2 separate regions of the Homo sapiens genome follow, and region 2 is linked to region 1. A link is a loop called in an ENCODE intact Hi-C map of the cell type or tissue named here. Cell type or tissue: dorsolateral prefrontal cortex. All regions are shown on one strand. Links, peaks and the distances in the headings refer to the core of each region. The heading gives the core; the rest is flanking DNA. Region 1 has its middle 21 kb from the start of WFDC1. Region 2 has its middle 15 kb from the start of ATP2C2.

The links. Hi-C counts contacts between places; a loop is a spot of excess contacts. Peaks named below come from ENCODE experiments on the same cell type or tissue, not always from the same donor. Only the 100,000 strongest peaks of a DNase experiment are listed, where the experiment ranks them.
Region 2: a loop joins it to region 1, with 4 times the contacts of the local background. A loop is called at or near these places in 3 of 110 quality-filtered maps.

What each region holds. Positions count from the first base shown.
Region 1 is chr16:84,265,916-84,282,384 of GRCh38, reverse strand. No RefSeq gene overlaps it. Among named protein-coding and RNA genes, the nearest start is that of WFDC1, 21 kb to the left of the region's middle. In dorsolateral prefrontal cortex, for the core only: CTCF peaks have their summits at 2,968, 4,744 and 4,957 (motif pointing left); DNase peaks (open chromatin) are centred at 3,214 and 4,944; H3K27ac peaks cover 842 bases; H3K27me3 peaks cover 514 bases.
Region 2 is chr16:84,345,224-84,361,692 of GRCh38, reverse strand. No RefSeq gene overlaps it. Among named protein-coding and RNA genes, the nearest start is that of ATP2C2, 15 kb to the left of the region's middle. RefSeq lists an enhancer at 488-1,687. In dorsolateral prefrontal cortex, for the core only: no CTCF peak of the experiment used is centred there; DNase peaks (open chromatin) are centred at 4,252 and 4,842; H3K4me3 peaks cover 598 bases; H3K27ac peaks cover 2,361 bases.

The sequences.
Region 1 (16,469 bases), core at 1-8,000:
GGTCTCAAACTCCTGGCCTCAAGTGATCCGCCCGCCTTGGCTTACCAAAGTGCTGGGATTACAGGTGGGAGCCACGGCGCCCAACCTACACTGATTAACTTTTTGAGTTTTACTTCCATGAAAAAATAAGGTAGAAAAAAAAAAGGACCTGCTAGAAGAAACCGATTTGAGGACTCCACGCCCCACACCCCACACCCCAGGTCAGGGCAAGAAAAGTGAGCTCCAGCCCCCCAATGTCATTGCTTTGTCAGTCCATCGCTCATCCCCCCACCCCGCTGTGGTGGGCTGGGTGGGGGCTCAGGGTCCTCTGCGGCAGGTCAAAGTCAGACGATCCAGGAAGATGTTGGTGTTGGCTTCATAAAAGCTGATCCAGGCAGAACCATTCAAAGCTGTCACTTGCCAGGAATGTCATTAACAAATAACCAACTGTAAGTCTAGAAAAGCTGGACGTCAGGCCATCCCCCTCTGCTGATGCGTCTCCCAGGAGGTGAGCTTGCAATTTCACAAGCTCTTCCCAGAGTACACCAACTTTCCAGGAAAGTAACTGCTTCCCACCTTCCTACACACCAGCTCCACCTGTGTTTCTGGGGATGCCCCATGGCGGGCCCTGGTGATGACGGGTAGGGGTCCTGGTAGGCGAGGGGACCTGGGCAAAATGTCAGCGGGTTCCCTCCGTCATGAAGGGGGCCATCAGTCAGAAGGCAAAGATCATGAAGACCGATGCTGTAAGGACACAAAAGCCTAAGAAAGCCTGGGAAAGTGACTTTAGGCACGTTAGGGAATTGGACAACCCCCTTAAGACTGGGCGGGAAGGAGCGGTGTCCAGCGGGTGACTTCTAAACCCACAGAAGAGAGGAAGCCGGCCAGTCAAGTAAGTGGAGGCCATGGTGGAAGGAATTTCCATGACACCTGCCCCTGGCTCTAATCCCTGCTGGACTCTAAACTCATGAGGGTCTTGAGGGGCAGAACGGCTCTTGCTGGATCCAGAGATGAGAGGAGAAATTGAAGGGCAGTGACAGCAGAGTTTCAAAGCAAGCCCCTCCTTAGTGGTGATGGTGGCTGATTGCCCAAGAGCCAACCAGGTATTCCTTCCCCCTTTTATTGGTGATTGGTTCAGGCATCAGTCTGTCATCTGATTTGGACCAATGAGGTGGGAGGGAAGTCAGGTTAGGGGCTTCTGGGAAAGTGGTCCTCATACCTCAGAGATGCAGGAAAGTGATGGTTCAGGTGCACGTCTGGACTTTACCCAGCAGGGATACGATGCCCAGATCTGCAACAGCCACTCTGTGACTGTGAGGAAGGCCAATCAGAGGGTGAGGCCAACACTGACATGATGGCGTTTGGCAGTGGGGGGACGGGCGGGGTGGGGGACGATCCTGAGTCCCTGGTGATATCGCTGAGCTGTTGAATTTAGTCAATCTCGGAGCCAGCCTACCTCTGGACTTCTTGTTACATGGGACAAACTAATCTTCTTTAGGGTTAAGCTAGTTGAGTTGAGCTTTTGCTGACCACCAACTACATCCTGACTGATACACATCACGTTCTCATCCAGCCAGACTGATGAGCAGCTGTGAAAGCAGAAGGGAAAAGGGAGTGGAGTGACTCATATTTCATGAGCAACTACTGTGTGCCCTACCCTGTGTGTAGGTCTCTCCTTAGTCCTCTTACCAGCCCTTTGAGGTGCCGATTACTATTGTGACCCCACTTAACAGAAGAGGAAACCAAGGCTGAGAGGTGAAGACACTGCCCGATTCCACCTGGTGGGACTGGGATGTGAACCCAGTTCCACTTATGCACCTGGCCAACCTGCTTTCCGGAGAACAGTGACAGAGCTGCCCTGGCAGGGAAGGGAAGCCTCAGCTTGAGCTGAGCCACCTTTTCCTGGGAATATCCCTTGTTACCTAAGAGCTCAGGACACTGACCTGCCTGATGATCCGCAGCCATCCAGAGCCAGGAGCCCACCCAAGAGAGATCAGGAACTCAACTGGATGCCATTCAACCACGGGCCCCACTGTCACGACCTGCATGGAGACGCCGCATGGAACCCTTCGTTCTTCCTTCCTGGAGGTCAGTGACAGCTTGGAGTGATCCATGGGACAGTAGAGCACACTGAGCTCTCCGATGACCATCCTGGCAGGGACCTTGGGGAACACGTTAGCATGGCAGGAGTTTAAAAAGAGAGAAAGAAAGAGTCCTTGATCCTTATTATGCAGCGCCTGGTGCAAATAAATCTATCGCTTGCAAAAACAAGCTGTCCTATAATAAATCACAGCGTGATGGGCGCATAAATCCAGAACTCAAGCTCCCAGCCGCTGCCTGGCCGGGCATGTGGGGCTCACACACAGCAGGCCTGTGGGAAAGGCAACAGCCCCCGCTCAGGCCCACGCGCCTGCTCAGCCTTTCCCTTTCCTCAAGAACAGGCCTCCCATGGTTTCTCTAACGCTTATTTTTTATTTTATCTATTTATTTTTGAGATGGAGTCTTGCTCTGTCACCCAGCTTAGAGTGCAGTGGCACAATCTCAGCCCACTGCAACCTCCGCCTCCCACGTTCAAGCGATTCTCCTGCCTCAGCCTTCTGAGTAGCTGGGACTACAGGCTCCCACCACCATGCCTGGCTAATTTTTGTACTTTTAGGAGAGACAGGGTTTCACTGTGTTGGCCAGGCTGGCCTTGAACTCCTGACCTCAGGTGATCTGCCCCCCTTGGCCTCCCAAAGTGCTGGGATTATGGGTATGAGCCACTGCATCTGGCCTATATTTTCATTTTTCTAATAACAAAGGCACAGGTTTTTTATTAATCAGTGGGAAAATGGAAACAATCTTGGATATTGAAAACAGAGGAGATTAATGCAGAGAATTGGCTATACAAGGAACAGAAGGGCCAAGAAACCACATAAGAGATGACCAGGCAACCCAGAGATGAATGGCAAGAAGCACTGCCCCATCTGCAGGGCGAGCAACAAACAGAGGAGGGGGCATTTCTACCACCCAGGATCTAGGGCTGCAGGAGGAAGCTGGAATCACAGTAGCCTGCCCAGTAAAGCTGGGGCCACGGAGGGTGCATGGCCACTGGTAGAAACCCCGTCCAAGGAGAGACCTGTCCAGAGAGATGGGGAGAAATGCCCTGGCTTCCCTCTTCCTCCCCTTCAGACTCCCCACAATGCTGCCTATTGGCTGAGCCTAGTGACAGAAGGAGAGCCAGGGACACGCTGCTTGCAAGAGGCAGTCCCTTGTGATGTCCTGCAGAGCAGGAGTGGGGGAAGGGAAGAAGCGACAGCAGACTCAGGACCAGCACGTGTATTCACTGCAAAATACATGCCCTCCCGCATCAAAAAGGTTACCATCTTTATTTCCTCTCTGCCTTTCTTCTTCCTTTCCATCCCAACTGGATCAAAAGCTGATAGATTCAAAAGTGATGGCGGAAATTTTCCATTCATTTATTAAGTAAATAGTTACTGGGCATCTGCCATGTGCTGGGTACTGAGACTCAGAGAGGTCAGAGACAAGGTCGCTGCTCCCTTGCACTAGGGATGCACTAGAATGCACTAGTTTGCATTCTGCTGGGGGGTGGGGATGTCACACGGTAAACAAGAAAGAAATGAATGAACAAGATAATCCCGCACAGTGGTGAGTGCTATGAAGAAAATGAAACAGAGTGGCGAGCGATGAGAACGGCTTGCGTAGGGTGGAGGCCAGAGAGGCCCTCCCAGAGCAGCTGACGTCCTAGTCAAGACTGGAAGGATGGAAAGGAATTCTCTTGCAGAGAGAAGTAAAGGCATATCCAGGCAGGGGGCATGGCAGGTGCAAAGACCCTGAGGTGCACGGCCCTGTGTTCAAGCCACAGCCCTGCTGCTTCCCAGAAATGAACCTTGAGGCAAGTGTGTGAGTTCTCGGAGCCTCAGTTCCCTCCCCATCAAATGGGATAATAACCACGCCTGCCGCACAGGAGCGCTGCGCAAATCAAAAATGACTACCCGTGAAAAGAAAAACAGCCCAGTGAAAACTAGGAAATTCATCACTATCATCTCCATCCACAAATCACATCAGTCCTTCCCACAAGGCAAGCTCCTATCGACTCTGATGTTTGTTACCTGCATTTTAAGCAAATCATGTCTCTAAGTCAGGGGAGCAGAAAAGAATTAAGATCTATAAAATTAACAGAGCCCAATACTAAGAGGCATTACCAGAACCAACATCTTTCCCGAACAGTGGACATGTTTCTGTTTGGTATATCCACACCTCTCATGGCCACAGGACAGCCACCTGTATATCATTAGTTTGGCTAACACTGTACTCCCTAAATGAAAGGAGGTTTCAAAGGAAAATCTTAAATGCTAAAAACTTTAAAATGGTGAAACTTTTAAAAGGTATTAGGATAATTGCCACAATAGTACTCTAGCTTTTGCTACCTTGATAAGTGTATTTAGCAGAATCTGAGAGAACTGGTCCAGGGTAGATGTAAGTGAGCATAATTGAATTAATAGAAAGAAAAAGAGAAGAGAGAGAGAGAAAGCGAAAAGAAAGAAAGAAGCCAGGCGCGGTGGTTCATGCCTATAATCCCAGCACTTTGGGAGGCCAAGGCAGGCAGATCGCTTGAGCCCAGGAGTTCAAGACCAGCCTGGCAACATAGGGAAACCCCATCTCTACTGTAAATTTAAAAAATTAGCGGGGCATGGTGGCACATGCCTGTAATTGCGGCTACTCAGGAGGCTGAGGTGGGAGGATTGCTTGAGCCCAGGAGGTTGAGGCTGCAGTGAGGTGAGATTACACCATGGCACTTTAGCCTGGGCGACAGAGCCAGACTCTGTCTCAAAAATAATAATAATAAGGAAATAAAGAAAGAACTGGAGTTGCCAACAGACAGTGAGACAGCTAGGGCCCCAGGTAGGGGACTGCAACCCACCACGGAATTAGGCATCTGAGAGCGTCCGCGCCTGACGAGGCTCTGGCTCACAGCGCCCCCTGCTGGAAGCATCCAGATGCTACTAAGGGAAGAAGTGAGTTATTTAAACTACAGAGTATATAACATTGCCTAGTTCCAAGCTAACTGGCCTGGTTAATCTCCTCCCTTTATAAAATGAAATTTGTCATGATTTGAACAGAGCTGGTTTGAGTTTAATCTGTCATCTCCACCTAACTGGCTAAGCGAAATAACAATAAAGACAACTACAGAAGAAGATGACATTCACAGATGCCCATCGGGGATGTAGCTTATGATCATAAAACATGGGGGTGGGGGTGGGGGGGGGCAAATGTTCAATCTTAAGGAATTGGTTATGGAATTATATAGATTTAGGCAATGGAATTCTATGCCCCTATTGAAATGGTACATAATTATTGACTTGGAAAAATGCTCGTAATGTATTGCTAAGTGATAAAAATGAATTATACAACATAATGTATTATATATTTCAGTTTTTGCAAAAAACATGTTTTTGTTTGTTTGTTTGTTTTGTTTTGGGGGGGATGGAGTTTCGCTCTTGTTGCCCAAGCTGGAGTGCAATGGCGCAATCTCGGCTCACAGCAACCTCCGCCTCCCGGGTTCAAGGGATTCTCCTGCCTCAGCCTCCCGAGTAGCTGGGATTACAGGCGCACACCACCACGCCCGGCTAATTTTTTGTATTTTTAGCAGAGACGGGGTTTCACCATGTTAGCCAGGCTGGTCTCTAACTTCTGACCTCAGGTGATCCCCCCGCCTCAGCCTCCCAAAGTGTTGGGATTACAGGCATGAGCCACCAGCAAAAAACACATATTTTAATGTATATACGTCCATTGGAAAATGTGAAGAAATACACATTAATACATTAGCATTTGGTTATTTCTAGGGGGTGACATCAGGAATCCTCCCTTTTTTACTTGCGTCTGCTCTCCCATTTTTCTATAAATGACAGCTCACATATATAACATGATAAAGTAACTCTCTAGCATTGAAATGGGATTACAGGAGAAGTATTTGACCTACCAAAAGGAATGGAACTGTTTTCCAAGATTTTGCAAAACCATTTGTTTTGAGTCAGTTCAATTAATCACATTTATTTAGCTTCAGAGAGGCCAAGGACTAGAATCTGACCCCTGTGGGTACTAGGTATCTTGACCTAGGTTCATACCCAAGTTGCGGCCTCAGCAACACACAGCTTTCCCTAAAGCAGAAGAAACCAAGAAACAGTGAGCATGGGCCTGCACAGCCCCTCCCTGTCCTGGGAAAGCAACATGCATGTGCCCAACACACCCATGCACACACACACACATACACACACACTTGAGCAGGTAAACCAGGTGCTACCTTCTGCCCTAAAAGCCAGTGGATGCAACCTCACAACAGTCTAGAACTAAGCCCCGGTGCCTGGCACACCGTGGGCACATAGAATGGAATATGTGGCTTTCATTCAATAACAAAGTAGAGTGGAATAAATACCTGAATAAGCAGAATACAGAGAATGAAGGAAATGAAAAGGAATGAGGTGGATAAAATGGAGTGAAACGGACTGTCATAAATGAATAGAATGATAAAATCAGAGGCATGGCCTAGAGTGAATAAATACCACAGAACTGCATGAATCACGAGATATAGTGAATGAATGGGATGAATGAATGGGAGGAGGTGAAATGGAATGAATGAGTGAATTGAATGAATAAAAGAAGACATAGTTGCTGACCTTAAGGGGTTCATGCTGTAGGGGGAAGGAGACCAGTAAGCCAAGAATTACCGGAGCTTTGCCCCACGCCCTGTGCTAACAGACCAGCTGTGGAACACAGAGCAATTGATCTTGTGGTGTCTTATACATGGTCCTGTTGACCCTCACAGTGGACGGACAGCTCTGTAATGCAGCCTCCTTCATTAGTTCCTTTTTGCAAATGAAGAAATGGAGACGGGGCAGCTTTCGTCTATTCCCTGGAAAGAGTATTTCCAGATTGGGTTCGAGATCTGCAGGCAGGAGGTTTATCAGGTTATGCTCTTGGGGCCACATCCGTGGAAAGGGAGTAGGAGCCCAGGGAAGAAGTTGGCTGGGACATAGTCTCAAGGAGAGCCTCAGCCAACCTCCTGGTGGGTTCTGAAGCTGGAAGAGCCTTCTGGGGTGCCCTGGGGTTGGGCGAGGGGGCTGGGCCTTACACCCAGCCACCTACCTCCCCACACTGGCCAGTCATGGGATACAGGCCACTTTTGGAGAGGGTGGCATGAAATTTATGAGCCTCTTCCCACGTTTCCTTCCTGGGACTGTCATAACCAGGTATCACAGAACAAATGGCTTTAAACAACAGAAATGTATTCTTTCATCACTCTGGAGTCCAGACATAGGAAATCAAGGCATCTGCAGGGTTGGTTCCCTCTGTGGGCTCTGAGGAAGGACCTTCTTCTGGCTCTGGGGACAGCCAGCCACCCTTGGTGTTCCTGGGCTCGTGGACACATCCCTCAGATCTCCACATCCGCCTACACGCAGCATTTCCCCCAAGTGTCTGGCTTCACACACTAGCTTCTTATGAGGACACCACCCCGCTCCAGTACGACCACATCTTAATTTAACAAATTACATCTGCAACAAATCTATGTCCCAACAGGGTCACATTCTTTGGTTCTGGGGGTCAGAAATCAGCATATTTTTCTTGGGGGACACATGTCAATCCACAATGCCAGTCAAGGGATTTTCTGAAGCAGGCTGGTGGCCGAGCGCCCGCGGCTGCCAGCAGCACTCCCAGTAGCTGAGGGGCTGAGGCCTTCAGTCCTGAAGGGGCCTCTGGCCTCAGAGCGCCTACTAGAGAAACTGAGACTTGAGGGGTTTAAATCACTTCTTCAGGGTCACAGACGTAGCAAAAAATCAAGCAAGGGCTTGAACCCTGTGCTCAGGCACGTGCTAAAGAGCTAGAACTTGATTCTGTGGCCAAGGGGAAGCCGTCGAAGGAATTTAAGCCAGAAATTGATCACATTTATTTTCCAGAAAGGCAACTCTGAAAACTGGGTGACGAATGGGAAGGTGGGCTCAGCAGTGGAAGCCAGGAGGGCTGGCAGGGGTCAGGGGCTGCTGCAGGAATCCAGTCTCATGGGATAGTACCCAGGCTGCGATGGGCAGAGGAATGACCCCCAAAGATGTCCCCATCCTTATTTCCAGAGGCTGGGTCCATCTTGCTACTGTGGTTAGCTTACATGGCAGATGCGCAAGTGTGGACTTTGCAGATGTGATTAAGTCAAAGATCTTGAGGCGAGAAGATGATCCCGCGTGATCCAGGTGGGCCCAATGTCATGACCAAGGTCCTTATAAGAAGGAGGGCAATGGCCAGGCATGGCGGCTCATGCCTGTAATCCCAGCACTTTGGGAGGCCGAGGCGGGTGGATCACCTGAGGTCAGGAGTTCAACAACAGCCTGGGCAACATGGCAAAACCCTGTCTCTACTAAAAGTACAAAAATTAGCTGGGCATGGTGGTGGGTGCCTGTAATCCTAGCTACTCGTGAGGCTGAGGCAGGAGAATAGCGTGAACCCGGGAGGCGGAGCTTGCAGCTAGCCAAGATCGCACCACTGCACTCCAGCCTGGGCAACAGAGCAAGACTCTGTCTCAAAAAAAAAAAAAAAAAAAAAAAAGGAGGAGGGCAAGAGGGTCTGAGTTTGCTTGTCTCACCTTGATGTACAAGGCTCAAAATCTGACTCCATCCTCTAATTCACTCCTCGCCACTCTTCCCCACAATCCCCCTTCCCAGCCCCAATCACCTTCTTTGTGTCCCTCAAACACACCAAACTCATGCCTGGACCAAGTCCTTTCACTTGCTGTATGAAGTAAATGCTCCATCTAGAACGCTGTCTTCCCCTATTTTAAAAAAATGTGTGCATACCTGTCCTCCTATCATTGAAGTTTCAGCTTAAATGTCACCTCTTTGGAGAGAGAGAGAGGCCTTCCCCATTGTCCTAGTTAATGGTAGGGTGACCCTGTCACTCTCATTGCCCTATTATGATTTTCTCCGCAGCCACTTGTCACTCTTGTATCTTCCTGTCTGATTTGTTTATTGCCTGTCTCCTGCTCAAGGTCAGCTTCAAGAGAGTAGAGACCCCGCCTACCTTGTACACTAGTGATTCCTCAGTGCCTAGAGCTGAACATGCAATAGAGTAGGTATTCAAATATCAGATGGATGATGGATGGATGGAAGACTGGTGAATGGATGGGAAGATAAAAGGATGTGTGGATAGAAAAATGGATGGAAGGATGGAGCTATGGAAAGAAATATGGAACCATGGGTAGATGGTTGGATGGAAGGATGGATAGATGGAAAACTGGTGGATGGAAGGAAAATTGATTAATGGATTAAAGGGTTAATGGATGGCAAAACAGGTTGTCAGCAGGATGAGTAAAATGAGAAGATGGGTGGACGGATGGATGGATGGATGGATGGATGGATGGATTGGTGGGTAGATAAAGAATAGGCAGATAGAAGGATGTTTGGATGGATTAAAGGATGGGTGGTGAAGGATAGAAAGTTGGATTGATGGAATGATAGAAGGATAGAATAATGGAAGAATAAATGGATGGTGAATGAATGTATAGGTTGATTAAAAAAGATGGAAGATGAATCAATAGAATAATGGACAAATGGAAGAATGAGTGGATGGATGAATGATGGGAGGATGGTTAGATGGAAGGATGGAAGGTTGAATGAATGAAAGAGAAAATGGGTAGATCAAAGGATAGGTGGGTGGAAATACATGGATGGAAGGAAAGATAGATGATGAGGGGATAGAATAGAAGGTGACAGAATGGAGGATATATGGAAAGAAATGGAAGTAAATGGATGGAAGGAAGGATAGATGTAAAATTCCTCAAAATGTGGCTACCAGACTGAGCTGGATCAATATTTTCCATCTGTTTTTAAAGAGGTTGCTCTATGCCTTCCTGACAGACTTTTGTTACCAAGTGACAGAAGTCAACAGGCTGTTTGCACCTCTAATCCTCAGAACCAGATTCTGTAATCATCTTATCTTATCAGCAAATATCTATATTTAATAAACTCCCCACCTGATGTCTGGCCCCACACACAGCTATTGACTTAGCTGCTTGATCACGAGGGCTTGGTAATCCCGGTTCAAAGCATTAGCACTAAATTCTCCCATCACCAGTGGGGCCCCTCTGTGCTCTGGTCCCCTTCCAAAAAAATAAATAAATAAAAGAAAAAAAGACTCACTCACATCACTTCCCTTTTTAAAACTCTTAAAAGTCTCAGGGGGCAATCTCTGGCTCACAGGACTGGTACAGATTCCAGGGCGCTCAAGGTCCTTTATACCCTGGCACCAGCCTGACTCACCAGCTTCATCCTTCATCCCTCTCCAGCTCCTCACACAAATCCCATGTGCTGCCACCACATGACATCCGTCTCTATTGTAAGAACAGATCCTACCCCCCTAGCCTCCAGGCATACACGTATGCTGTTCTGTTGACCCAGAACACTGCTCTTCTTTGTTCCATCTAAGGAATGGCCTTCATTCTTGTCTCAATTGTCCCCTCATGGAAGACCCGCTGGTCCCTCAAACACAACATCTTCCCAATCTCCAGCCCAAAGCTGGTCCTTCTGTATTGTCCATGTTCCTGAAGGATCTACTCCATCCCCTAGACCTGAAACCCAGGAGGAATCCAGGATCCTGCCTTCACCCCCACCCCCATCAAATGCTGAGCTTCTCCTGTAGCTCTCATGCTCTCCCAAGCTACCCCACTCTCTCTGCCACCAACAAGTCCCAGCCCTCTTCTCTCTCACTTCCATGCTGGCTGCCCCATCCCCACCCTTGCTCTCTCCAAGCCCTTCCACTGTGGCTAGCAATGGGGCATTAACCCGGTCCCTAACCTACCTTTCGAGACTGTGACAACCATTCTCCAAACTCTGCCCTTCTACTAGATGGGCTTCCTTTCCATTCCTTCCAAGCAACAGGTTCTCTCAGCTCCTGGCTTGAGCAGAGACTGTTCCCTGTGCTCAGAACACTCTTCCCTATCCCTCTCAGCCTGGACAATCCTCATCTTCCTCATCAACATCATCATCACCATCATTAACAGTAATAATGGCAACAACAGTGAACATCTGAGAACTTACCATGTGCTAGACACAGTGCTAAATGTTTCACAGGCAAATGCCATTGGATCCTTATGATCTGCGAAGTAGGATTTATTGTTATGCCCATTGTACAGATGAGGAAACTGAGGCAGAGAGCTCCAGTAACTGGCCCAAGTGCTTGGCAATTGAAATAGAGATTTGAACCCAGGCAGTCTGACTCCAGAGTCCTCCTCTTACCACTACACTCTAGAGACACCCCAGATGAGTCCACACTTCCTCAAGAAAGCTCTCCACTACCAGGCAAGGTTTGCTGCCTCCCCCTCTGAGCTCTCACACGGCTGGTGCTCTGATCATAGCATCTAACTTCTGCATCATAATCGCCTGCCTCGAAGATTGTCTCCAAATAGGGCCACCGAAAATTCCTCCTAATCCTGTATGCGCCTGCCAGTCCGGACACCAAGAATCGGTGCTCTTCTCTCCTCTCCTTGGTCTGGCCTTGTGACTTGCCTTGAGCAATAGAATTCAGGGAGCCCAGGCCTTAGAAGACAGCAGCTCTCATCTCCTCTCTCAGACCCCGGCCGCCATGCTGTGAGGAAGTCCAGGACTACTAAACCATGAGATGCTCTGTGGAGACGCCTCATGGGCGAGGCCACCCTGGACGTTCCAGACCCAGTGGAGTTGCTGACAAACTCCCAGCTGTGTGGCTGGGCCCAGGTGACACCAGCAGACGACCCAGCTGAGCCCCAGCCAACCCACAGGATCGTGAGACTATCACAAATCATTGTTATGCTTGGTTCATCTTTCAGCCTTAGTTTCCCCATCTGAAAAGTAGGGAAGGTGATTCCTAGGTACCAGATTTCTCGTGAGGATTAAATAAAAGTACCTCACAAAAGAAGATGGTCAATCGTTGGCTGCCAGTTTTTTAACTCTGGACCAGCCAAGAGGACAATCGTTCCTTTTGACTTTCCCCACGTCATCAACTGCGCCCCAAGTCCACACCACGCTTGCATCCCCACACTGTCCAGAGACACAACTGTCTGCGCCTCCCAGTCTCATCCTTCTGTGTCTGCAGCCCATCTGGTGTTGCTCCCTGGTCCTGCTGGCTGGGGAACATGGGGGTGGGGCAGGCTGATGTCTTCCACTCACCCGGAGCAGCTGGCCCTGGAGTCCTGGGGACAGGTGAAGGAGACCAGAGAAGTGACTCCGTCCAGATGTGTGTACACCATCCTGCGTGGACTATGGCTTGGGCACAGAAGGGACCTGACCCACTTAAACAAATGGCTGTAAAATGCATCTCCACTATGTGGGCTACAGTCGTGAATGATTTGACCCGGACCTGTTCTCAGGCAGCAGAAACAAGAAACAAAGGATATTCCAGTTAGGGAATGCTCTCAAGATCATCTATTCCAGAAGTCACAGATGTGCGTGCCTGTGGGGTGAGGCCAGACAGAAATGTACAAGACAGGTGAGTATAACACAACAGGGCGCAGTCTAACACTGACCAGGTGCAGTGTGGTGACTTCAAGAATTTTTTTAAATGAAAGTATAACATACATATACATGTAGAGGGTGTATAACTTCAAGGCCGGTGGATTGCTTGAGTCAGGAGTTCGAGACCAGCCTGGGCAACATGGTGAAACCCTCATCTCTACAAAAAATACAAAAATTAGCCAGGCATGGTAGCATACCAGCTAATTTTTGCATTTTTAGTAGGGACAGGGTTTCACATTATTGACAGGGCTGCTCTCAAACTCCTGACCTCAAGGGATCTACCCACCTTGGCCTCTCAAAGTGCTGGGATTACACGCGTGAGCCACTACTCCCGGCCTTTAGAAACTTTTTTTTTTTTTTTTGAGACAGAGTATTGCTCTGTCACCCAGGCTGGAGTGCAGTGGTATGATCTTGGCTCACTGCAGCCCCTGCCTCCCGGGTTCAAGTGATTCTCGTGCCTCAGCCTCCTAAGTAGCTGGGATTACAGGCATGTGCCACCACGCCTGGCTAATTTTTATATCTTTAGTAGTAGCCATGTTGGCCAGGCTAGTCTCAAACTCCTGACCTCAGGAGATCCACCCGCCTCAGCCTCCCAAAATGCTGGGATTACAGGCATGAGCCATCGCACCCAGCCTCTAGAAACTCTTTGAATCACATATTAGTTATATTGTGTTATCTTCTGGTTTTTCAATTTTATTAAGGTCAAGTTTGTGATAAAGGTAAAAATATATATACATATTTATAATTTATATTAAAAGTTAAAAAGTTTCCAGTTTTACTAAAGTGAAGCTTATATTAGAAGTAAAAACAGAAGCATTCACTTTACAAGCTCCTGGAACCTGTAAAGCCCTGAATCGAGTCAGTGGTGTCCTAATGCAGAAGGTTAATGTTTGCACACGTGGCATTCTAGTTACGTTTTGAAATGGCTTCACGGTCCATTAGCCACTTTGTGGAGGCATGAATTTTCCCAGAGCACCATTTTAGCGAAGGGGACTGATGGCCCGAGAAGGAAAATGGGAGGCTGGAGGGCGCGATGCCCCATAAAACCCAGATTTCATGACACTGAGGAGATTAAGCTGCTGTGTGCCACACTGTTCATTTCAAGTGGTCTTGAGGGACTCCCTTTAATCTCCAGGTGAAAGCTGACGATTCGGAGGGTGATAATATGCAACCGTGTTCCAAAGAGTCCAGAGAGAAAACCCAGCCTGGTCCCAATTTCTTACCTTTTTTTTTTTTTTTAAATCTCTCATTTGTGGCATCTGATGAGGACTTAGTGTGATTAAAGTGGCGGCAGGAGCTAAAAGATAAAACAGCTATTTGAGGGAGGGAATTTTTCCAGCTGAGCTAGGAGATCAGTTAAATCCCTGGCTGAGATATCAAATCATTAGCACCTCCATAATCCGGGGGTGGCTTAACCCTGCCTGACACGTTGGAGTGGCGAGGGACGGGGCTGGGGGCACAAAGACCCCAGGGATGGTGCTGACACAGGGCGCCAGCCAGGGAGTACAGATAAGGCAGGCGGGTCTCCTGGGGTCAAGGTGAAGAAGGTGGCAGGAAATAGAAATGCCAGGTGTCTGCCTCTGCCCTGGAGCAATTTGTGTGCCGAGGCCAGATGAGTGACCTTGGCGAGCCAAATGCACACTGAGGCTAGGTCCTTGTCCAGGTTTTGTTGTTGTTGTTGTTGTTTTCTGGGTGTTAGGAGTTGCCTAACGGCACAAATCTGGGATGGCCTCAGGCCCCTAAACCCCACCCACGTGCCTTCTAATGGGTGGTTGTAAATTAACTCCTGAGTTCACCTACCAGCTGCAGAATCCTGACAGTGATATTAAGTCTCTCTGGGCCTCAGTTTCCTCATCTGGAGAATAGGGGCAAATGACAATGCACCTTCCACAGAGCCATGGGAGGAGAGTCTTCTAGCAAATCTCCAGGTCTAAGGTGGGTCATGCCCAGCAGGCGTCACCTCTCACCCTTCATCTCTGTAGACAGTTCATCTTAATTGTGGATGTGTTTTAACTTATTTAAACCCAAAGTGAGCTGGACACATTGAACGCTGAAGGAGAGACTGGCTCTTCAGATTCCTTCTTCCAAATGAGGCCAGGTTCCCTCCCTGACCTCAGCAATTTCTACTTCTCTCTGCCCATGCTGACACGTGGCTGATGTGTACCAGAATGGCCATGTAGCCCAAACAGGTGAAAGCACCCTTCCATACCAATTAGCAAACAGCCTCTCCCACTGCATCCCAAGTGCCCAGCTTCCCTGCGCCCTCGCCCCTGACTGCCTATGGTCTGACAACCAAAGGGTTAACCCTGGACAGCAGGGGGCTCTGAGACCTATGGCCCAGTGAATGTCATACTGTAGAGGCGCTGCACTGGGCCCACCAATACTCTCAACAGGGATGTGGCTTCCTCACCCCCTCCATTTGTAGAGCAGAAGAAACTGTGGCTCCAAGAGGGAATGTGACCAGCTCAAGGTCAATCATCCAGGGAATGGCAGAGTCAGGACCTCCCGAAGCTGTCAGACTCCTCTGGATGAGGTGAGAGCATGCAGAATGTTGGGGAGATACTGAAGGCAACCCATGCCTTGCCTCCTGGTGCACATCAACCCTCACCTCTAGACAAAGACTGCCTGGGTCTCAATCCCAATCTGCCACCTACAAGTCTTGTCATCACAGGCAAGTGACTTCAGCCTTTTGTAAGATCAAACTAATTTTCTTAGTTTTAAACAAAACAATACAACAGAGCTTTTCAACCTCACTACTGTGGACCTGAGAAAACAGATTATTCTTTGTTGTGGGTGCTGTTCAAACATCATAGAATGTATAGCAGCATCCCAGCTTCTACCCTCTGGCTATCAGTGGAACCTCCTCCCCAGTCAGGATGATCCACACATCTCGAGGCATTGCCTGCTGTCCCCTGGGCGGCAAATCCATCTGAGCAGGAGAGCCCTGCTTTATAGGATTGTTTCGAGGGTTAACAAGTTTAGAGAGAGAACCTGACGTACAGTTAGTCACTGTCACTGCCTGGTTCCTCAGTTAGGATTGGGGTTGCCTGCAAGGAATGGTGACCCTAAAATAAGTGACCTAAACTGGACAGTCGTTTGGTTTACTTGGACACAAATGGACAAACATTAGCAGTTTGGGGCTAGATGGCAGTTCGGCTCCACTTCTCTAACGTTTGAACTCGTCCTCTGGGTCCAAGGGGACAGCTACAGACACTGTGGAGAGGGGAGGGGCAGAGGGCACTTGCCTGCCAGCCAGTAAGATCCCCAGATGCCACCACCATGACCTTCCACTAACATCCCATTGGCCACAATGTGGTCACATGGTCACACCTAGTTGCAAGGGAGGCTGGGAAATGTAGTCTTTATTCTGGGGGTTGGGAGGTGGACAGCTAATGTTATATTACTGTGGAAGAAGAGAGAATTGGCTCAATGGGGTCATGGAATCTCTTGGGCCTGCTGCAGTCAGGAAGCTGATTAAAGCCAGAGGCTGTCAGAGCCATGAGGACAGAGGGCGAGATAATCCTGGGAGCATCTGGTACACTTTGCTTAATAAACCACTGGACAAGAAATATTAGCAGAGCACATAAGAAATAAACACATAGGAAACTCGCCTCTAAACAGAAATCCTGCAGAACTGACACCCATTATAATCAACTCCCTCCTCCATGCCAGGACCATGTGCCCTCCATGTTCTGTGTGAATTTGTGGCAGGAGGACAGAAACATTGGAACTGGACCAGGAATCCAGGGGACTCTACTTTCCTCTTGATTCTATCACCTGGAGGCTGCATGACTGAGATGAAGTCCCCATGCCCTCCAGGCCTCAGCTTTCTCAGTTGTACACAGGGCCAGTATTGGAGTCTCAAACAGCAAAACGAGCCTGGCCACAGTGGCTCACACGCGTAATCACAACACTTTGGGAGGTCAAAGTAGGAGGATCACCTGAGGCCAGGAGTCT
Region 2 (16,469 bases), core at 1-8,000, 79 kb before region 1:
CAGAGTCTTGCTCTGTTGCCCAGGCCGCAGTGCAGTGACACGATCTCGGCTCACTGTAACCTTGCCTCCTGGGTTCAAGTGATCCTCCTGCCTCAGCCTCCTGAGTAGCTGGGATTACAGATGTGCATCACCACATCTAGCTAATTTTTTTGTATTTTTAATAGAGACAGGGTTTCGCCATGTTGGCCAGGCTGGTCTTGAACTCCTGGCCTCACGTGATCCAGCCACCTCGGCCTCCCAAGGTGCTGGGATTACAGGCATGAGCTACCGCGTGCGGCCGGTCCATTGTTTACAGTAGAGCTCACTCCTGGAGTCGTACATTCTGTGGGTTATGACAAATGTATAAATGACATAATGACACGGGTCCACCATGGCAGTGTCATGGAGATTAGTTTCACTGGCCTAAAAACCCTCTGAGTGCCATTAATTCATCCCCCACTTCCCTGGACCCCTGACAACCGCTGATCTTTTTACTGTCTCTATAAGTTTTGCCTTTTCCAGAATGTCACACAGTTGGAAATGTGACTCCCTTTCCAAACTTACTCTCCTTTCAAAAATTCAAAAGCATCCAGGCCTGTCACTCAGAGTCAAGAGAACTGCGATCCAAAGCAAAGAGGCCCAGGGCCTTCCATGTTTAAACTCACCAGTTTGTGCCTGCCACGGTCACTCACGGAGGTAACCACCCTGATTTGGCCAAGATGGTCCCAGTTTTACTGTGGCTGTCCTGGCATCTTGAAACTCACAAGAGATGAGGTCATCCCCTTGGTTTAAAATCCAGACTCCTTCATAGGCCACACCAGGGCCCTGTAGCCCTGATGCCTGACTCTCTCTCCATCTCTCCACTTCTGCCATTCGAAACTTCCTTCCTTCTCTAGGCCCCAGGTATGTGCTCTCTCCCTGCCAGCCTCTGCCTGACCTCTTCCCTCTGTCTGGAACATGCCCCAGAGGCCCCAGCACCCCTAAATCTCACCCTGCCGGCTCCTGCGCATCCTTGAGGTTGTAACTGAGTTGTCGCTTCTCCAGAGAGGCCCCTTCTGATCCCTGGACCAAGTGAGATCTCCTGCAGCGGGGAGCCCCACTGCACCCACGGTTTCCCCAAAGTGATGGCAACTTTATCACAGTTACGAGTTTAAAAGAGGGCGCTGAATGCAAACAGCGCTAACGTCCACCAACAGAGAGCAGGTGAACAGCACGTGGCATGCCCAGAGGATGGGACATGGTTCAGCCATAGAAAGGAATGAGACACTCATCCACACGACAGGTTGGATGGGCTTGGAAAACATGATCCACGTCAAAGAAACCAGTCACAAAAACCACATCCTGTGTGACGCCACTCAGGTGACCTGCCCAGAACAGGCAACTGCACACAGACAGGAAGCCGATGAGTGGTCGTCAGCGGTTGCGGGGAGGGGGCATTGGGAGCTGCTGGTGTTTCTTCTTTGGGTGATGGCAATGTTCTGGAATTAGAGGGAGGGTTTGCATGACCTTGCGAATATACTAAAACCACGGAATCACGCTTTTAAATGGTGAATTTTGTTTGGATTGTGTCTCCATACAAATCTATTTTAAAATAGGTTCTGAAGACATACTTGTTGAATGGAAAATGAATGAATATTTTTAACTGGGAAGCCTGATCGGAAGTTAAATCTATGATTTTCGTTGGCTTTTGGATACAATAGAATTCAAAGTTCGCAGTTTCTCTCTTTGCAAGTTCCTAGAACCGTGGGCTTCCCAAGTGAGGTTGTGCCTGAAGGGGTGAGGTCAGTTCTCAGGAAAGCAGCTCTTAGAAATGCAGGAGGGGCAGAGTGCACAGGGGGTCTGGGGCCGGATCTTCCTTTCTCCTCGTCCGGTGTAGCCTGTTCCCCAGACTCAGTTGCCTGTTGAGGAATTCAGAGGGGCTTGGGATCCCCTCCAAGCAAGGGCACAGGGTGGTGGTAGCCTCCCCTCCCACAGTCGATTCTCAGTAACACAGAGAGGTGGTAAAAGTGAACGTCAGAGCACATACCTCCCCATTTCAAGCCCCGCATAACTTGCTGTAGCAGAAGCTGCTGCTCATAGCCCCTCTCCACTCACCCTCAACAAGGTCTGCTTACTGCAAACACCTGAGGCTCTCTGCTTGAGGGATTTTATTTTGGCACCTGGGCCAGAAATAAGGCCATGTTAACTCCCCGCTTCACTTCCCGGCATTCCCCCATGACTGACCCCAGGGGATGGGTAGACGCCCCAGCTTCTGCACCCCCTGTGAAGTGAGATGCCTCCCTTCACCACTCCTCCACAACTGTTTCCTGGGGTTACCTTGGGGGACCCCGGGAACGTGGAGAACCCGAGTGAAGACCTTGCCATCACCCTTGTAATACAATTAGATTTCTTATTCTGGCCCCAAGAGGCCCCATCTGTCAACTCCCCTCCTCCTGCCCCAACCCTGGTCTCCTGGTCGTCAAACGAGCTGAGCTGAATGCTGCCTCCAGGCCTTGGTACTTCCCATGCCCCTTTGCCACACACGCTCTGCCCCCAGCTCTTCCCTGCTACCCTCCGTTCAGGGAGGCCTTCCCTGAGCACCCCACATAAAGCGCACCCTCCTACTGCCCTGCCACTGTGTTCCCTTTGTAATCACCCATTGAGCGGAACTTGCAGTGTGTGTACTTTTCTCTAGGTCTAAGTTTCGCTTCAATTAAAAGCTCTGAAAACAAAGCAGGTCAAAGTTTAATGAGAAACAGGATATTTGAAGCTCTCAAAGTATGTCCCTACCAGAGACTTATTCATTGCAAAGGGAAAACAGTCACTTTACAGTGGAGAAACCTGGCACACACCAACCTTGCCAGGGGATCAACATGATCATCACCAGGAATGGGATGAGACACATCATGTGCCCCCAATATGATTCGCAAAGGAGGACACGGTGCCGCGTCTGGGGCATTCCTGCAGAGGCTGAGCCTGAATCTCAGCAAGACGTGCATCACACCGAGGTGCAGGACGTTCTGGAGTTTGACTGGCTTGGATTCTTCAAAAATAACCATGCTAGGAAAGTCAAGGGAAGGCTGTGGAATGTTCCAGATTAAAGGAGACTAAAGGCCAGGTGTGGTGGCTCACACCTGTAATCCCAGCACTTTGGGAGGCCAAGGCAGGTGAATCACTTGAGGTCAGGAGTTCAAGACCAGCCTGGACAACATGATGAAACCCCATCTCTACTAAAAATACAAAAATATAGCCAGGCGTGGTGGCAGGTGCCTGTAATCCCAGCTATTCAGGAGGCTGAGGCAGGAGAATAGCTTAAACCTGGGAGGCAGAGGTTGCAGTGAGCCAAGATCATGCCACTGCAGTCCAGCCTGGGTGACAGAGTGAGACTCCGTCTCGAAAAATAAAATAAAATAAGGCCAGGCGCGGTGGCTCATGCCTGTAATCGCAGCACTTTGGGAGCCCTTTGAGGCGGGTGGATCATCTGAGGTAGGGAGTTCGAGACCAGCCTGACCAACATGGAGAAACCTCATCTCTACTAAAAATACAAAATTAGCCGGGTGTGGTGGCGCCTGCCTGTAATACCAGCTACTCGGGAGGCTGAGGCAGGAGAATCGCTTGAACTTGGGAGGTGGAGGTTGTGGTGAGCCAAGATTGTGCCATTGCACTCCAGCCTGGGCAACAAGAGCAAGACTCCATTTCAAAAAATAAATAAATAAAAAAGGAGACTAAAGAGCTCCCTGATGGTAATCAAATGCAACTTGCAGTTTTGGGTCAGATCCTGGATTGGGGGAAAAAAGGTCTTTCTCTTTTGCTGTAAAGGACATCAGTGGGACATTTGGTGAATTTGGATAAGGTCTGTAGAGAATTGTATTGTCTGGTGTGAACTTCCTGATTTTGATCACTGGACTCTAGTTATGTAAGAGAATGTCCCTGTTTTTTTTCTGAAAATGCACCCTGAAGATTTTCAGGGTAAAGGAGAGGGAAGAGGAGAGGAAAAGGGAGGGGGAGAGAGAACACACAGACCTGGGGAATCCGGTGAAGAATATATTCAGATCTCAAAAGGTCACATACCGTGTGATTCTCCTTCATACCATGCTTGAAATGACAAGATTATAGACAAGGAGAACACATGAGTGGATGCTGGGGTTAGGGGTGGTGTGGATGTCACCACAAAGGTTGTGCAAGGCGGACCTAGGCGTGATGGAATCGTTCTCTTCCCTAGCTGTACGGGTGGCTGCATGAATCTATACAGTGAAAAAATGACTCAGAAACCACACACAGTGGCCCTCCCTCCGTCTGAGGTTTCTGAGGAGCCTGCGGATACTGGGAGGGCTGACTGGGGGACTTGAGCACCCTGGGATTTTGCTGTCCTGGGAGACAGGGTCCTGGAACCAATCGCCGTGGATACCAAGGGACTGCTGTGCTCACATTGTAGCTGCACACGTTTCCTGGCTTAGATTTGGCACTGTGGTTATGTAAGATGTAACCATGGGAAGAAGCCAAGTGAAGAGTACCCTGGACCACATCCTGGAAATCTGTAATTATTTGAAAATACAAAGGTAAACACACCTCTGTCTCTCTCCATTCCTTACTCGGCTTTATTTTCCCCCAAAGCCCTTCTACCACTGACTTGGTCTGTTTGCTTTTTGCCCGTGCCCCCCCTGGACTGCCAGCTCCCTGAGATCTGTTATCTTTCCTGCTTTATTCCCAGCACCTGGAAGTGTGTCTGGTACATAGTAGGGGCTTGAATGGAATGTTTACTGTGTTGAATGAACAAGAGAGCCCTGGCCCGAGGCGGCAGAGTGCCTTGGCCCCAGTGAACCTGAAGGGAGCCAAAACCCAGGGACAATGACTACATTCAGGCGCCCACCCCGGGAAGCCTGGGGAGCTCCCATGGTGATGGGACTGGATGCCGCAGCTGGCTCTTTGCATTGGGTCTGGCTGTCATTTTTACCAGCCAGCCTGGACACCAAGGGACTTTTGATCAACAGTTTGGGCGGTACAGGGGCGGGTCCCATGAACCCAGTTAAACCAGTAGGAAAGCTGGTTAATTCATTCAACAAATATTTAATGAGAGCCAGAGGACCTTGTGGGAGGATAAGAATAGCCCAGTGTGAGCCAGCGATACCGCTGACCTGCCCCCGGGCCCTGTGCTCAGATTTTGCCCTCACTTCATCCTTGTAACAATTTGCTTGCGCTCAGCATTTTGCGCTCACCATTTTGCAGAAGGGGAAATTGTAGCCAACAATGTGGTACCCACCCAGATCCCCTCAGACCCGTTTTCCCCGTGTGGTGCCCCCCTCCCTCAGTGTTGGGGCTTCCTCAATAACCCCCAGCACCTACAGATTTTTGAAGGCCAGGTCTGGGCTCCTGGGCTGCTTTGCCTGGACACGCAAGACCAGAAGTGCCTGGAAACGTTCTCACCCCCAGGCAACCGGCAAGTGCGAGGCAGGAGGTTCTAGCCTTTGGTGGGACAAGGCAGAGGCATAACTCGCCCTTCACAGCTCCCAATGGGGTGAGGCCAGGCCTGGGACTTGGCCTAAAACTGTACCCATCCGCACTGTGTTCCTACACTCCCTTGCCAGTTTCTGTTGTGGCACTTCCTTCATAAATCACTGGCATGTGGCCTGGGATGGTGGCTCACACCTGTAATCCCAGCACTTTGGGAAGCCGAGGCAGGAGAATCGCTTGAGCCCAGGAGTTCGAGACCAGCCTAGGGAGAGCCCATCTCTACAAATAATTTTAAAATAAGCCAGGTGTGGTGGTGTGCTCCTGCGGTCCCAGCTACTCAGGGGGCTAAGACAGGAGGATTGCCTGAGCCTGGGAATTCCAGGCTACAGTGAGCTGTGACTGTGCCACTGTACTCCAGCCTGGGTGACAGAGTAAAACTCTCTTGGCGGGTTGGGTGGAAATCACCAGCATGTGAGTCTTTGTCTCAGGACCTGCTTCTGTGGAACCTGACCTGAGACACGATCCGAGACACATGGTGGTTGAGTCTGTTGATCACAGCCACACAGCTAAGAGAAGATGAAAAGCCAGGTTCTGTGTTCCTAGAGTCAGATGCCCAGGAGTCAGATGCCAGAACCTGCACTCCTATCATGCTGCACTGCCTCCAGCTAGACCACCCGCCCACCCACCCACCTGTGCACCCACCCATCCATCCATTCATCCATCCACCTACCCACCCCATCCATCCACCCATCCATCCATCCACCCACCCACCCACCCATCCATTCATCCAACTACCTACCCACCCATCCATCCACCCACGCATCCACCCACCCATCCACCCATCCATCTACCCATCCATCCATCCACCCACTCACCCATCCACTCATCCATCCACTCATTCATCCACCCATCCACCCATCCATCCACCCATTCATCCACCCATCCACCCACCCATTCATCCACCCATCCATCCACCCTTCCATCCACCCATCCATCCACCCATTCATCCATCCACCCACCCACCCATACATTCATCCATCCACCTACCCACCCACCTATCCACACACCCGTCCACCCACCCATCCACCCATCCATCCACCCATCCATCCATCCACCCACTCACCCATCCATTCATCCATCCACCTACCCACCCATCCATCCATCCATCCACCCACCCACCCATCCATTCATCCATCCACCTACCCATCCATCCATCCATCCATCCATCCATCCATCCATTCATCCACCCACCCACTCACCCATCCACCCTCCCCTCCACTCCTCCACCCACCCATCCATCCACCCACCCAACCACAAACTTATTTTGACCAGCCCCTACTGCTAGGCATGGAGGAAGACTGGGGATCAGGACAGATGAGGGCAATTATGACTCTCAGGTCCCTCCCTGGAAGCTCTCAGCCTACTTAGGAAGGAGACTCAACCTCATCCCTCTGATCACTCACTGACTCAAAAGTCATGGACTGAGTACCTACTGTTTGCCTGCACCACGCTAGATGTCAAGCAGAGAGATGACTTAGGGTCTCTACCATCTAAGAGCTCTCAATCCAGAGGAGGAGCAAAACCACATGGCACATGTTATGATGACACCATGTGCAGGCACAGTGGGGACACAAAGGCAACCTGTAGGTGAGGCTCAAGGAAGGCTTCCAAAGAGGTGATTCAGAGCCAGCGCTAAAGATTGAGCAGAGTCCTGGCAGGAGAAGGGGTTGGAGACGTGCTGCCTAGGAGAGCAGCAGTGGTTGCACAACATTCGGGGTTCCTGATTGATGCTGAAATGAGGGCTGGGAATTGCAGCAAGCGTGCTCCTGGCCCAGGTCTGCAGGCAACGCCTTTGGAGGTGGCCCTCTGCCTGTCCTCAGACAAGGGCCTCGAGTCACACCCTCCCATGGGAAAGCTTCAGTGTGGGGCTGAGCTCCAGGGCCCTAGTTTGATCCCTTCTATGCTTTGGGACCTTAAGCCATATATCTTACCCTCAGAGCCTTGGCCTCTTTCATCTCTAAAACGGGTCAGTTACATGTACCTTACAGGCGGTCATGAAGGCTACACAAGTATTGCCTGGCTCCAAGGAAGTGCTGGATAAATCCAGCAGGGCCCAGGTGTGTTTGGGCAGGTTGGTGGATCTCTAGGGAGCGCCACTGACACGGTTGTGATTTGCATATGCTGATGGCAGAAGATGGGGCCCCCTTCTCCAACCCCCACAAAGACACTGAAGGGGGTTGTGAGTGCCCATGGTTGCACTGCTGGGTCCTGCCTGGGGAAGGGGTCCTTGGTGCCCATGTGGGAGTCCCGCCACTGAGAGCTGCTCACCAGAGCCCAGGAGCTTCAGGCCCCTCCATGGGTCCTTGGGGCCAAGTCAGGCCAGGGAGAACACAGGGTGGGAACCCTTTCAACAGAGGGTAGGCATGGACATTTAGAAAACTAAATTCACTCTGGGTCAATGCTTACTTTACCTGTGACTTCTGGGAGTTCTTGACAAATTGCGCCACTCCCTGAGCCTCATTTCTTTTCTTTCTTTTGAGACAGTTTCGCTCTTGTCGCCAAGGCTGGAGTGCAGCGGCGCAATCTTGGCTCACTGCAACCTCCGCCTCCTGGGCTCAAGCAATTCTCGTGCCCCAGCTTCCTGAGTAGCTGGGATTACAGGCGCCCACCACCATGTCCAGCTACTTTTTGTATTTTTAGTAGAAACGGGGTTTCACTATGTTGGCCAGGCAGGTCTCGAACTCCTGACCTCAGGTGATCTACCCGCCTCGGCCTCCCAAAGTGCTGGGATTACAGGCATGAGCCACCGCGCCCGGCCTCATTTCTCACAAGTTGGAATGGAAGGAGAATACTGCCCCCCACTCAGGGCTGCTAAGGACTGAATGGGCCCAGAATACATGAGGTCAGGCGAAAACTCCCAGCCTAAGGCTGCTTACGACCTTGAACCCGAATGCTGAACTGGGATGCCCAAAAACAACCACTTCCCCTGTGAAAATTCTACCCTCCTGAAGTTATTGCATTAGTTTGTTTATTTTGTTAATGTTTTAAGTGTTTCATAAATGTGTTTTCATTTAAAAATACAATTCCATTTATTTCTCAGGACCTGGCCAGCATCATACGATATCACTTTTTTTTTTTTTTTTTTTTTTTGAGATGTAGTCTTGCTGTGTCGCCCAGGCTGGAGTGCAGTGGCATGATCTTGGCTCACTGCAACCTACGCCTGCTGGGTTCAAGCAATTTTCCTGCCTCAGCCTCCTGAGTAGCTGGGACTACAGGCGTGCACCACCACGCCCAGCTAATTTTTGTATTTTTACTAGAGACAGAGTTTCACCATGATGGTCAGACTGGTCTCGAATTCCTGACCTCAGGTGATCTGCCCGCCTTGGCCTCCCAAAGTGCTGGGATTACAGGCCTGAGCCACCACATCTGGCTGAATAGAACAACAGCAACAACAACAAAAAAAAACAACAAAAAAACATAAAAACTGTTTCTCTCTTCTCTCATGATGAACTGTACCCCAGCTGATCTTCCTCCAGGCTTTGGGACTTTGGGCCATGTACTGGAGCCTTGGGCTCTCTTATTTCTAAAAGGGTTACACACACCTTACAGATGGTGATGAAGGCTACGTGAGTATTACCTGGCCCTGAAGAAGCCCTGGGTAGATAGAGTTTCTCCACATTGGACTTGTGTCTTAGCTGTCAGGACACTCAATGCTCTATTTAACATTCCGTACCTGCTGAGCTTCACCTGGCAGTATCAGTTGGAAATCGCCTGGTTACAAGCAACCGAACTGACTCTGGCTCTATTAAGCAAAGCAAAAAAGGGAATTTAGTGGAAGGATCAGCACCTCACATAATGAAGAGGAGAAGGGCAGAGGTTCAGGTTTGGAAATTGGGAAGGAAACAAGGGAACTTGAGGTGAGGGTGGCCAGTAAGCCAGAAGCTCCACCACCCTCACCTGGCCAGCAGCCTTGTCAGGACATAGGGGCAGGGAGAGGAAAGATCTGTCTTTCTCAACTTCTCTTGTTTTTTTTTTTTTTTTTTTTTTGAGACGGAGTCTCACACTGTCACCCAGGCTGGAGTGCTGTGGCTCAATCTCAGCCCACTGCAACCTCTGCCTCCCAGGTTCAAGTGATTCTCCTGTCTCAGCCTCCTGAGTAGCTGGGACTACAGGTGCATGCCACCATACCCGGCTAATTTTTGCATTTTTAGTAGAAATGGGGTTTCACCATATTGGTCAGGCTGGTCTTGAACTCCTAACCTTCAGTGGTCCGCCCGGCTTGGCCTCCCAAAGTGGTGGGATTGCAGACATGAGCCACCGCACCCGGCCTTTCTCAACTTCTCTAATGGGAGGGGAGTCACTGTCTTTCATCCATCCACCTGCCCATGCAGCAAAATAGTTACTAAGTGCCCATCAGGTGCCATATATTGTGGGAGGAGCTAGGAGTGGGGCGGTGGTGGCGGTAGAAGCAGCCAGGTAAAGGCCACAGAGGTTCTCTGTGACTAGGTGTTCTATATTAATCATCTGGCTGAGTGCGGTGGCTCATGCCTCTCATCCGAGCACTTTGAAAGGTCAAGGTGAGAGGATTACCTTAGAGGATTAGTGAGACCTGTCTCTACATATATATATGCATATGTATGTGTATGTATACATATGTATGTATATGTGTATATATGTATGTATGTGTGTATATATGTATGTATATGTGTATACACACACATACATTTATATACATATATATATTAACCATCTCCTCCCATCTTATTATACTTTTAGTGCCTTGTTTTGGGTTCCCCAGAGGCAAATCCTGAGAGGAAGATTTGAATGCAAGCGGGTATATTTGGGAGGTAACCCTGGCGTGAATTATGCTCCCCACAGAGGGAGCATCACTGAGCCCGTCACCACTATGGGCAATAGGAGCTCAGTGTTGCAGGGGATGTCTGTGAGATGGTATAGAACACAGAGTTATCCCTACCAAGGGGTGGGGAGCCTGGGGTATTGATCCCCAACTTCCATCCCTCCCAGGTTGAGGGCTGCTTCTCAGGCACCGCCTCTGGTCTGCCATGAGGTACACGGGCTGGGCCTGCTTCTGCAGCCAGAAAGGCAGCCCTCAGGCAGGGTGTCCCGGTCTCATATGACCTCAGGAGGCAGACTTCTTTTTTTTTTTTTTTTGAGATGGAGTCTCACTCTGTCGCCCAGGCTGGAGCGCAGTGGCGTGATCTTGGATCCCTGCAACCTCCACCTCCTGGGTTCAAGTGGTTCTCCTGCCTCACCCTCCCGAGTAGCTGGGATTACAGGCGCCTGCCACCATTCTTGGCTAATTTTCTGTATTTTTAGTAAAGATGGGGTTTTACCATGTTGGCCAGGCTGGTCTGAAACTCCCGACCTCAAGTGATCCACCCTCCTCAGCCTCGCAAAGTGCAGGGATTATAGGCATAAGCCCCTGCATCACCGGCCCGGAGGCAGCCTTCTGCAAGGAGAGATGAATGGGTGCGGGATGGAGGGGGTGCCTGGCTCATCTGCCGCACTGGGCTTTACATTTTTACGCTGGGCTTTTACAAAATATTGCACACCCCATATTCCATTTGAGGGTGAGCCTGCTCTGCCCACCTCTTTGCAGAATGTAAGTCATGAGCTCTGAAGACCGGCCTTTCTTTTCTCTCTGCACTGATTTGTGTGCTACTGCTGCTGCTGCTGAAAGAAATCTCAGATCAGAAGAAAATGTTGCTGCTGCTTGTACAGCTGCAGAGAGAGAGAGAGAGAGGTCCTATTCTACACCCTAAAACTGTCCTTGCCACGGTTACTATTTTTACCTTGTTAAATGTAAACTCAAACAGTCATTGGGAACACCCCAAACAAAGGTGCAGCTTAATGAACCCTAGAAGCCAGCAGCCAGGACAAAGAGGAACTTTGCCCCCATCCCTGCGAGCTCCCCGCAGGCCCTGTCCCTGCCCCGCAGTCTGCACCCTCCTCCGAATGTGGCCATTCTCCTGACTGTGACATTCACATGCTCATCCCTTCCTCGCCTGCCTACACACTCTGGTTTGGTTGTGCCCGTTTTGTGAATTTGCCATGTCTGTTACTTGTCTTTAGCCTATAGGTTTCCCATCTGTCTTAGTTTCCGTTGCTGCTGTAACAGATTATTACACATTTACTGGCTTAAAACAACACAAGTTGGTTGTCTTACAGTTTCAGAGGTCAGATATCCAAAACAGTCTTACTGGGCCAAAGTCGACGTGCAAGGTGTGTCAGCAGGGCTGTGTTCCTTCTGGAAACTTGAAGGGGGTGGGATCTGTTTTCTTGTCTTTTTCTGCTTCTAGAAGCTGCCTGTGATACTTGGCTCATGGCCCCTTCCTCCATCTTCAAATCTCTCTTCCTCCCTCTCTCCCTCCCCCAATCTTTCTGAACTCAGTTTCTGTCATCCCCTCTCCTCTCTGACTCTAACCGCACACACTCCCCACCTACAACCCTTATAAGGATCCTTGTGATGACATTGGACCCACCTGGCTAATCCAGGCTCCTCTCTCCATCTCAGGATCCTCAACACAATCGCACCTGGGAAGCCCCTTCTACCCTTCAGCGGACACATTCCCAGGTTCAGGGGATTAGGACATGGACATCTTTTGGGAGCCATTATTCTGTCTAACACACGATCCATCTTTCTTGCTTACAGTTTATCTGTTGAAGAATCCTGGCCGTTTGACCTGTGCACTCCTATAGTCTGGATTTTTTTTTATTTTTTCGAGACGGAGTTTCGCTCTGTTGCCCAGCTGGAATGCAGTGGTGCGATCACTGCTCACCACAACCTCTGCCTCCTGGGTTCAAGTGATTCTCTTGCCTCAGCCTCCCAAGTAGCTGGGATTCCAGGCCTGTGCCACCAAGCCCGGCTGATTTTGTATTTTTAGTAGAGATGGGCTTTCTCCATGTTGGTCAGGCTGGTCTCGAACTTCCAACCTCAGGTGATCCGCCCGCCTTGACCTCCCAAAGTGCTGGGATTACAGGTGTGAGCCACCATGCCTGGCCACAGTCTGGATTTTGCTGGTTGCATGTTCCCAGTGCCGTTCTGCCTATCCCTCTGTCCTCACTATTCCCTGCAAATTGGGATCCAGAGGGTTGCCCAGCCTCTGGATGGATGGCTTTGGTTCTGTGCTCCTGCATCAGGAGGCTCAGGATGCCTGGGGAGCGTCTCTCTTTGTAATGTACTTGTCGTTGCTCAAAGCCTAGATTCACTAACTCACTGGGGATTGCAAAACTGTACTACTCCACCATTGCTTTTAAATTTATTGATTGGAATACTTCTATAAAAAGAGGCATTTCTTCATCTGCAATTTTGTTACCGATTGGTACAGGAAAGGCAGAAGAATTGCTGGATTCCTTCCCTTTATTAGCCACTTTTCAAGATAACATGTTGGTTTCTCATCATCCTCTGAAAGTGATCAGATAGTCTTTATATTTTTTATTTTTCTTTTTTTAAATCACATGTACATATGCAAGTTTTAAAAATACATTTGTGAACTCGTGAGTTTAAACATAGGTGCATTTCCATCCATTGCAAATATTATTCATATTGAAGCTCACATGGTCACACAGCTTTGGCTGGTGGGAATGACTTCGGATTGGCCCTGAGTTCTTTGGCATAATTCTTTGCTATCTGGTGTAATAAGATAATTCAGCCTTGTCTTGTACACTGGCTGGCACCTTTCCAGTCCTGGAGTCAGCTATTTCTCCAAGACACCGTGCTTTTTAATTTTAGTGTTTGAAATGAGAAACGGCATTTCAAGACCATAATTGGTGTGTTAGGCTACTGAGGCGACTACTTTTTCTAGGCCTTTCCAGTGGTCAGGGCTAGCTGATATAAATATAAAATAAAAATTTTTTAAAATAAAATATCTTGGCCGAGTGCAGTGGCTTACACCTGTAATCCTAGGAAGCCAGGGTGGAAGGATCACTGGAGCCCAGGAATTTGAGACCATCCTGGGCAAAACAGCGAGACCCCCCGTCTCTACAAAACATAGAAAATTAGCTATGCGTGGTGATTGCACCTGTAGTTCCCACTACTTGGCAGGCTGAGGCAGGAGGATCGCCTGAGCCTGGGGGGTCGAGGCTGCAGTGAGCTTTCCTCATGCCACTGTACTCCGGCCTGAGAGACAGAGCGAGACCTTGTCTCAAACAAACCAACCTCCTGAGTTCATATCATGAACCTCTGAAATGTCTGCGTTTGGATCAGCCGTCTCATTTCATAACTCGTTGCCTTATTCAGTTGGAATTTCTGTCCTTCCCAAGGTGTAAAGCCTATGAGTTTTCTTTGCTAAGATGGACAACTGGGGAGGTTTCAGTGTCTCCCTCGTGCATGAGTATAAAGGAGACAAGGTGTCTATCCCTCTGCTAGACAGAGTTTGAGAGCCCATGTCCTTTTTATTTATTTATTTTTTATTATGAGACAGAGTCTTGCTCTGTTCCCCAGGCTGGAGTGCAGTGGTGCGATCTTGGCTCACTGCAACCTCTGCCTCCCGGAGTCAAGCGATTCTCCTGCCTCAGCCTCTCGAGTAGCTGGGATTACAGGTGTGTGCCACCATGCCTGGCTATTTTTTTTTTTTTTAATTAGAGACAGGGTTTCACCATATTGGCCAGGCTGGTCTCAAAATGCCTGACTGCAGGTGACCCACCTGCCTTGGCCTCCCAAAGTGCTGGGATTCCAGGCATGAGCCACTGTGCCCAGCCCCATGTCCTACTTAAATCACAGTACACAACTGGTTTCCTGAGGCTTGGGGACAATCAAACCTGGGACAACGGTGGCACTGGGGTTTGCTCAGAACCCAGCCCTGACCTCCTGACCCTCTGCCTTCCCGGGTGTCTGGGGAACCCCACACTCCTCAATTGCTTGAGTCTCTCGTCTCCCCACTGGGCCTGGGGAGGACAGAACATTCTAGAGACTTCTGGAGGCATCTCAGCTCTTCCAGCTAGTGGGCCCCCTCTCGTCCTCTCCGGGGTTTTGGGAAGCAGGTCCCCAGGGGTTGCTTGTGGGGCATCTCAGGAGCATTGCTCCGGGCAACCCAAGCTCAGTCCTCACCACCTCCTGCCAAGTCACCGCCTGCAGCCTCCCCACCTCGGAGACGCCTGCTCTGCCTGGAGCCCTCAGGTTGAGGGCACCCTTTGAGCCCCTCTTTAATCCTGCACTCCCCAAAGCTGTAAAAGAAGCCCCCAGTCTCCTTCTGTTCTCTCCCAGCCCTTCCCTTGCACAACAGACTCCTAGTGACTTGCTGTGATCTCACTCCCGGGGTCCTATGGCAGCCTAGCGATCCGGCCATCTCCGTTTTGGTAACAGACATCGCCGTTTTGGTAAGAACAGGACATCTTTGCCTTAACGAACGCTTTCTATGCACTAGGAACCATTCTAAGCAGTTCCTGTACCTTAGCTGGTTTGCTCCTCATGAGCAGCGTGTGAAGCAAGTGCTATTATTCGCACACATTTTATGAAAGAGGAGACCAAGGCACAGAGGTCACCTGGGCAATGAGAGGAAGAGTCGGGTCTTACTTGCTGACGGTGGGCTCCAGGGCCAATGCATCTAACTGCAGGACAAGACTGCTCAGGACTAGTCCTCAGCATCCTTTGGAGAAGAAGCCAGAACATGCACAAAGAATAAACTGATTGAGGCCGGTCACAGTGGCTCATGCCTATAATCTCAGCACTTTAGGAGGCTGAGGTGAGCGGATCACTTGGGGTCAGGAGTTTGAGACCAGCCTGGCCAACATGGCGAAACCCCATCTCTACTAAAAATACAACAATTAGCCGGGTGTGTTGGCGTGCTTGTAATCCCAGTTACTCTGGAGGCTGAGACATGAGAATAGCTTGAACCCTGGAGGCGGAGGTTGCAGTGAGCCGAGATCGTGCAACAGCACTCCAGCCTGGGTGACAGAGTGAGATCCTGTTTAAGAAAAATAAAAAATAAACATAAAAGAATACCCTGAATGCAAGAGTGGAGCCATCTCTTTGTGTCACCTGTTTCTCTCTAGAGCAGCAGTTCTAGAACTGGGGTTGGCATCAGGATCACCTGGAGGGTGAGTTAAAACACAGATTGCCATATCCTGTCATGAGATTAGGAAAAACACAGAAACAAATGAGGTTTGCCAGGTCCAAGGCTGCAGTATCTGGCTTAACAGGTCTGGAGTGGGCGTGAGATTCTGCCTTTCTAATGCGGACTCTAGTGACATGGATTCTGCTGGGTCTAGGAACCTCACTTTGGGAACTGCTGCTCTTGTAATTTTTTTTTTGAAACAGGGTCTTGTTGTGTTGCCCAGGCTGGAATGCAGTGGCGCCGTCACAGCCCATTGCAGCCTCCACCTCCCAGGCTCAAGCAATCCTCCCACTTCAGCCTCCCAAATAGCTGGGACCACAGGTGAGTGCCACCACACCAGGCTAATTTTTAAATTTAATTTTAAATTTCACGTAGATATGGGGTCTCCCTCTGTTGCCCAAGCTGGTCTTGAGCTCGAGCAATCATTCCACTTTGGTCTCCTAAAGTGCTGGGAGAGCAGGTGTGAGCCACCGTGCCTGGCCTCTTGTGAACTTTTGACCACTGAGGGAGACGAGGACTAGGCTGGTACTGCCCTGGTCCCTCCTAGGATAAAGCTGTGGTGGTCCCAGCTGGAACTTCCCAAACCAAGTGGTCTAGTGATAATGACCTCATGGGTATGTTAAGAAAGAGAAATGAATACATTATCCTCATGTATTCAAGATGCATATTCTGATGCATTTGCAGGTGACATAAGTGATATCTGAGATTTGCTTTAAAATATTCCAGCTCCTGTTCCTGCAAAAAGTTGAAGGTAAAACAGTGGCAGCTGGTGAGAAGTGCAAAGCCACCTAGTACACTGTTTTTCATGCACTGTTTATATTTTAAAATGTTAATAATAAGCCTTACTTCACGTAGACACAAAATGTTCTGGCTCCCTGACTTAGTAACTATTTGACCTAGAGTAAGAGGCTGACTTATTAGGATATCGAAGCCTTGGTTCTTTCTCCCATCCAATGGGGATACTGGCATCTTCCCAGCTGGGCT